2 separate regions of the Homo sapiens genome follow, and region 2 is linked to region 1. The links are chromatin loops, found by intact Hi-C in ENCODE. Cell type or tissue: ascending aorta. All regions are shown on one strand. Each heading gives the region's core, and the rest is flanking DNA. Links, peaks and the distances in the headings are about the cores only. Region 1 overlaps LOC105376195 (a long non-coding RNA gene). Region 2 has its middle 130 kb from the start of OR13F1.

Region 1 (2,927 bases), core at 235-2,734:
TCTGTGGTATATTTTTTCCATTCTTATGGAGTGAATGAAGGGCAATGGGTTATTTTCTATATGAACAAAGGGGAAAAAGGGCAATGGGTTATTTTCTATATGAAATTAGGGGAAAAAGTTTTTTAGTAAAGATAGTTATCACCTTACTTTTTAGAAAAGATAACTCTAGTATCAGTATAGAGGGAAGTCTTTATAAACAGGGCGATAATTGAGGACACTATAACAATAATCTAGGTAACAATGAAGGCTTCATCCAGGACAATTATTGTGGGAATAGAAAAGAAAGGATGGGTATAATATTGGAAAAGTTAGATTCAGAAGGATATATTTTTGAAGTACTACAAATAACTAAGCTTATTGGCTGAGGAAGAGAAGAACACCTTCATAGGCTTTCTCAGAGTTTTCTAAACTTTGTAACTTAAAAAATATATCATTCATTTATAGAAGAAATAAAGAGGTATAAGCAGAGTTCTGGCAGAGTAAGTAATAGTTATGATTTTAGATATTTTAAAATTGAGGGGACTGAAAGTAATCTAGGAAAAGATGTCTTGGGGAACTTTAACATTTAAATCTAAAGGCTGAGCACAGTGGTTCATGCCTGTACTTTGGGAGACTGAGAACTTTGGGAGGCTGAGGCAGGAGGGTCACTTGAGGCTAAGTGTTTGAGACCAGCCTGGGCAACATAGCAAGACCCCATCTCTACCAAAAAAAGTTAGCTAAGAATGGTAGCAAGTGCCTATAGTCTCAGCTACTCAGGAGGCTGAGGCAGGAGGATCACTTAAGCCCAGGAGATGGAGGCTGCAGTGAGCTATGCTCACACCACTGCACTCTAGCCTGGGCAATAGGGTGAGAACCTGTCTCAAAAAAATCTTTTAATAAAAATAAAATATTTTGTAAAAAATCTGAAGTTCAAGTGTTAGAGTGTAAAATGACACTTAGGAAAATACCAACATGTAAGTGATAGAGATGAGAGCTGAATTTATACGAGTAGATGATTTGAAAACAAGAGTGTATACGTGGAAAGGAGAGGAAAACCAATAATAGACCCCTACGGAAAAGCAACATGTTGAAAGATGAAGAGAGAAGACCAGAAAGAAACACAGTGAGAGAGAAAAAACATTATGTAGTATAGTGTGATGGAAGCCCTGGAAGAAGAAGTATTTTCAACAGCAGGGAAGCAATATTACTGTCAGGGACTTCAGACTTCACACTTCACTTTACTCTCATAAAGTAAAAATGAAAGGAGCTCACCCACTGGATCTGGAAAATTGAAAGTAATTTGAAAATCTTAGCAAGAATATTTTAAGAGTCCCACTGATAAGGACAAAAGGACATTTTCCTAAAATTCTTGCCCCAGGTCACAAGGGCTAGGGCTGATTTTTTTTGCAAATGAGCTAAGGCATTATCTAGCCATTATACTTCTATGTACTTCTGCATGTGGAGCCTGAAAAATCCCCATCAGCCACGACGGCTACTGGGAGTGCTGTTGTGTTCAGGCGATGACAGCATCAGCCATCACCCAGGATCATCTCATTCATCTTGAATCCTACAACCACTGTCCCTGCGGCATAGAAGATATTCATTGGTTCAACAAACATTTACTGAACATCAGCTCTATATCAAGCATTGGAAATACAAAGATAAATAAGACTTGGTTCCTCCATATGAGCTCCTGTTTGGCTAGTCAAAGAAACAGATGTGAGCACATTGGGGAACTGATTTTTCATTCTATAACAACATAGCCTATCAGGTAGGAAGCAAGGATATATTATTAAAAAGCCGTATATCTACTTATTTGATGAGCTTAAATCTTTTACAACTAGAGTGGTATCTTTTTTGCTTTTTGTAGTTGAATACAAATAGTTGAAATGTGCCCTTTCATGTCAAAAATACCTATATAATCAAAGTAATGTATTGAAAGACAGACATCTTCACTGCAAATTCAATACCTGACTCGGATCTTCTCTGTGATAGTTGGTAGATGCTAAATTATTATTAATTTTTGTCTATACAAAGCCAATAAAATAATTTTTATTCTGTTTCTATACAGAGAGCCAATAAAATAACTTAGGTGTAAATATTTGATTATTTATATTTAGTTTACAGCAACTATACCAAATATCTGACATGCACACTTGCAGTTGTTTTCTTCTGCACCTGTGGCTGACACTGCTAATTAAATATGACTCTCTCTAGTCATAGATGTGGACACACAATCCTTTTCAGCACAGTGTTCCAGGCAGCCATTACCAGTCAAATGACAATGGGACATGAAATATATTTGTCTTCCCTGATCTACATGGTGTTAAACATATATTACAACATAAATGGCCTAATCAATCAATCATTTTAAACAAAGACAAAGCCTATTAAATATATATCTCCCTACTACATATTTAGGGAGCTCCCAAATACAGCTAGAATTTATTGGTATTTTACTGTATATTAGATACTTTTTAAGTAGTTTCTTTATATTAACTCATTTATGTGTCATAATACTCTAAATTCTATGCCATTGTCAAACCCATTTCATAGGAAGAAAATTGAAGTGCAGAAAGACTGAGTAACCCCTGTGCCTCTCACATATCTACTAAGTAGGAGACTTGAGATTCCGTCTGGTTTCTGAGCCCATGCAATTAGCCAGAACTACAAACCGAATCCATGGAAAGATGTGCCTGAAAATTACTTTATTCAGAAAATTAAGGATAAATTAATTATAACATTGTAATTGGTGCTAAGACATTGTATATTTTTAGGAAGTGTTCTTGGAAGTTAAACCACAAGATAAAATAGGCAGGTGCATCTACTAGATTAATGTATACTTTTTGCTCATATGATAGGTTGTGCTGAAAGCACTAGATAAAAAAAGAGGAGGCATTGATGCTAGTCTTTGTGTTGCTGCTTACCTCTTCATGCCTCAGAAAAAC
Region 2 (2,927 bases), core at 312-2,811, 60 kb after region 1:
GGGGACTAACAGCTTTTGAAAAAAAATCAATGTTCACCTACTGTTGTTCCCATACCGTATTTAAACAGTCCCCTTATTCATTTACTAGACATGGTCCACATAAATGCACCATTTTATTGGCAATGTAGAACACTTAGATTAGTCTTCTATTAAGGAATAAAAGATGGGGCAAAATGCTCTTCATCCCCTGTCTCTCTGGTTCTAGATGATCTCTGTGAGTGCTTCATGAGCTTGCTGTGCAGCATCCCCAGAAATAAATATCCTCCTGAACTCTGGCAACACCACTTTTTCCCTTTTGTTCTCCAGCCCTAGGGGAGATATCTGTTTTCTGTAGGTATTGATCTCTGGGTAACATTTCCTCTCTCATTTTATTTATTTTAATTTTTATTTATTTGAGATGGAGTCTCACTCTGTCATCCAGGCTGGAGTGCAGTGGTGTGATCTCGGCTCACTGCAACCTCCGCCTCCAGGGTTCAAGGGATTCTCCTGCCTCAGCCTCCTGAGTAGCTGGGATTACAGGCGTACTCCACCATGCCTGGCTAATTTTTGTATTTTTAATAGAGACGGGGTTTCACCATGTTGGCCAGGCTGATCTCAAACTTCCGACCTCCAGTGATCCTTCCACCTTAGCCTCCCAAAGTGCTGGGATTACAGGCGTGAGCCACTGCACTCGGCCCCCTCTCTCATTTATTCAGGATTCCTCCTCATTTTTGCTCTTCTAATTTCCCAGCACTAGGGTTACCAATTCTTTCTGTTTAAAATCTTAAAAGGATATTTTTTCTTGATTGAAACTGACAGAGGAAATAAATCAAGATGTTGATTTTTAAATGTGTGCGATGCTTTGAAGGAGATAAACAGAGTAAACTGGGGCTCTTTAGATATTATCATCTAAGCCCTCTTTAAAAGTAAAGATATTTGATGTTCTAAAGTATGAGAAGGAGATTATAGTAAGGAGATCTGGAGGCAGTGTGTTTCCTCCAGAGGGAACTTTTTTTCTGGGTGATAATTAGTGGTAGCTTGGATTAGAGAGAGAGCGGTGGAGATGAAGAGGATGGATTCTAAAGTGTATTTTGCAAGTAGAACCAAAAAGAATTGCTTATGAAAAAAAAAGTTGGCATGGGAGAGGAACAACACAAGATGGTATGACAGCCTGAATAATGGCCCCCAAACATATCCAGGTCCTAACACTTGGAACCTGTGAATGTTATCTTCTATGGCAAAAAGAGACTTGGCAGATGTGATTAAATTATGGATCTTGAGATGGGGCAGATTAATCTGGATTATCCAAGTGAGGCCTAAATGCAATCACAAGTGTTGTTATCCGAGGGAAGCAGAAGGAGATTTGACACAGAAGAGAAGAAGGCCATGTGCCATAAGCAGAGGGAAGCAGAGTCAGAGAGAGATGTTATGCCACTGACTTTGAGGATAGAGGACATGGCCGCAGGCCAGAGAACACTTGTATCTATTACAGAGTGGAAGAGGCAAGAAAATAGACTCTCCCCTGCAGCCTGAGAGGGAGCACTGTCCTGCTGACACCTTGACTGTGTCCTGGTGAAATCCATTTTGGAGTTCTGGCTTCTAGAACCATAAGGCAATACGTTTGTGTTATTTAAAAACACTAAGTTTATGAGGATTTATACAGCAGCCAAACAAAACTACGACAGATGACTTCCAGGGTTTTATTTTGAATAATAGGGTGAATGTGGTACCATTTACTAAAATAAGAAACATTGAGGAATGAAGAGACAGCTTTGAAGGGTGAGAAGTGTCATAGAAATAACATAGGCCGGGTGTGGTGGCTCACGCCTGTAATTGCAGCACTTTGAGAGGCCGAGGAGGGCGGATCACGAGGTCAGGAGATCGAGACTATCTGGCTAACATGGTGAAACCCCGTCTCTACTAAAAATACAAAAAAATTAGCCGGGCATGGTGGCTTGTGCCTGTAGTCCCAGCTTACTGGGGAGGCTGAGGCAGGAGAATGGCGTGAACGCGGGAGGCGGAGCTTGCAGTGAGGGGAGATCACGCCACTGCACTCCAGCAGTACTCTGAGACAGGGCAGACTCTGCCTCAAAAAAAAAAAAAAAAAGAAAGAAAGAAACAATATGAAAAGATAATGGTTAAACTTGCTAGTCATAAGGTCCATGACAAACCCAAACTAAAGTGATTAGTTGGCTACTGAATATACCTTACTGGGAGTCTGCTGAGTTGCTTGGATCTATTGATGTTTTTCGTCACATTTGAGAAATGTTCAACCACCATCCCTTCAAATATTTATTCTGCTTCATTATATCTCTCCTCTTCTGGAACTCCTATACTGTACCTGAATGTACCACAAGCCACTGAACCTCTGTTCTTTTTTTTTTTTTCCATATTTTAAAATCTTTGTATAAGTTTGGAAACTTCTATTCACCTGTCTTCCATTTCACTGACACTTTTATTCTGAAAGCACTTCCAATTTTGATTTCCGGTATTGTATTTTTCAGTTCCAGGATATCCATTTGATTCATTTTTTTAGTTTCTATATGTTTTATAAAATTTCCTATGTCTTTATTCATTATATTCACCTTTTATCTATTAACTTCTTAATATAGCTATACCACTCTTTTTAACTTCTTGTTTGCTAGTTCCAATATCTTGTATATCTATGTGTCTGGTTTACTGACTGATTTTTCTTTTGAATATGGGTCACAACTTTCTACTTCTTCATATGTCCAGCAATTTTGATTGTACATTGGACAATATTTTGTAGAGACTCTGGATTTGGTAAACTTCCTCTGAAAAACTGTTAATTTTGTGATAGTAGGTAGTTAAATTGGTTGTGGACCAAACTGATCCTGTGGAAAGTTTGTTTTTGGTTTTATTAGAGTGGCTCTAATTTAATTTTTTCTGTCAGTCTTAAGGTATAGACTTTAGTCTTAGGAATGATC

Evidence for each region. Hi-C counts contacts between places; a loop is a spot of excess contacts. Peaks named below come from ENCODE experiments on the same cell type or tissue, not always from the same donor. Only the 100,000 strongest peaks of a DNase experiment are listed, where the experiment ranks them.
Region 2: it touches region 1 in a loop (4-fold over the local background); 2 of 110 quality-filtered maps call a loop at or near these places.

What each region holds. Positions count from the first base shown.
Region 1 is chr9:104,433,819-104,436,745 of GRCh38, reverse strand. LOC105376195 (a long non-coding RNA gene) reads right to left here. Exons shown (of 5, transcript XR_930202.4): 1 at 2,907-2,927. Among named protein-coding and RNA genes, the nearest start is that of OR13F1, 69 kb to the left of the region's middle. In ascending aorta, for the core only: no CTCF peak of the experiment used is centred there; no DNase peak of the experiment used is centred there.
Region 2 is chr9:104,373,421-104,376,347 of GRCh38, reverse strand. No RefSeq gene overlaps it. Among named protein-coding and RNA genes, the nearest start is that of OR13F1, 130 kb to the left of the region's middle. In ascending aorta, for the core only: no CTCF peak of the experiment used is centred there; no DNase peak of the experiment used is centred there.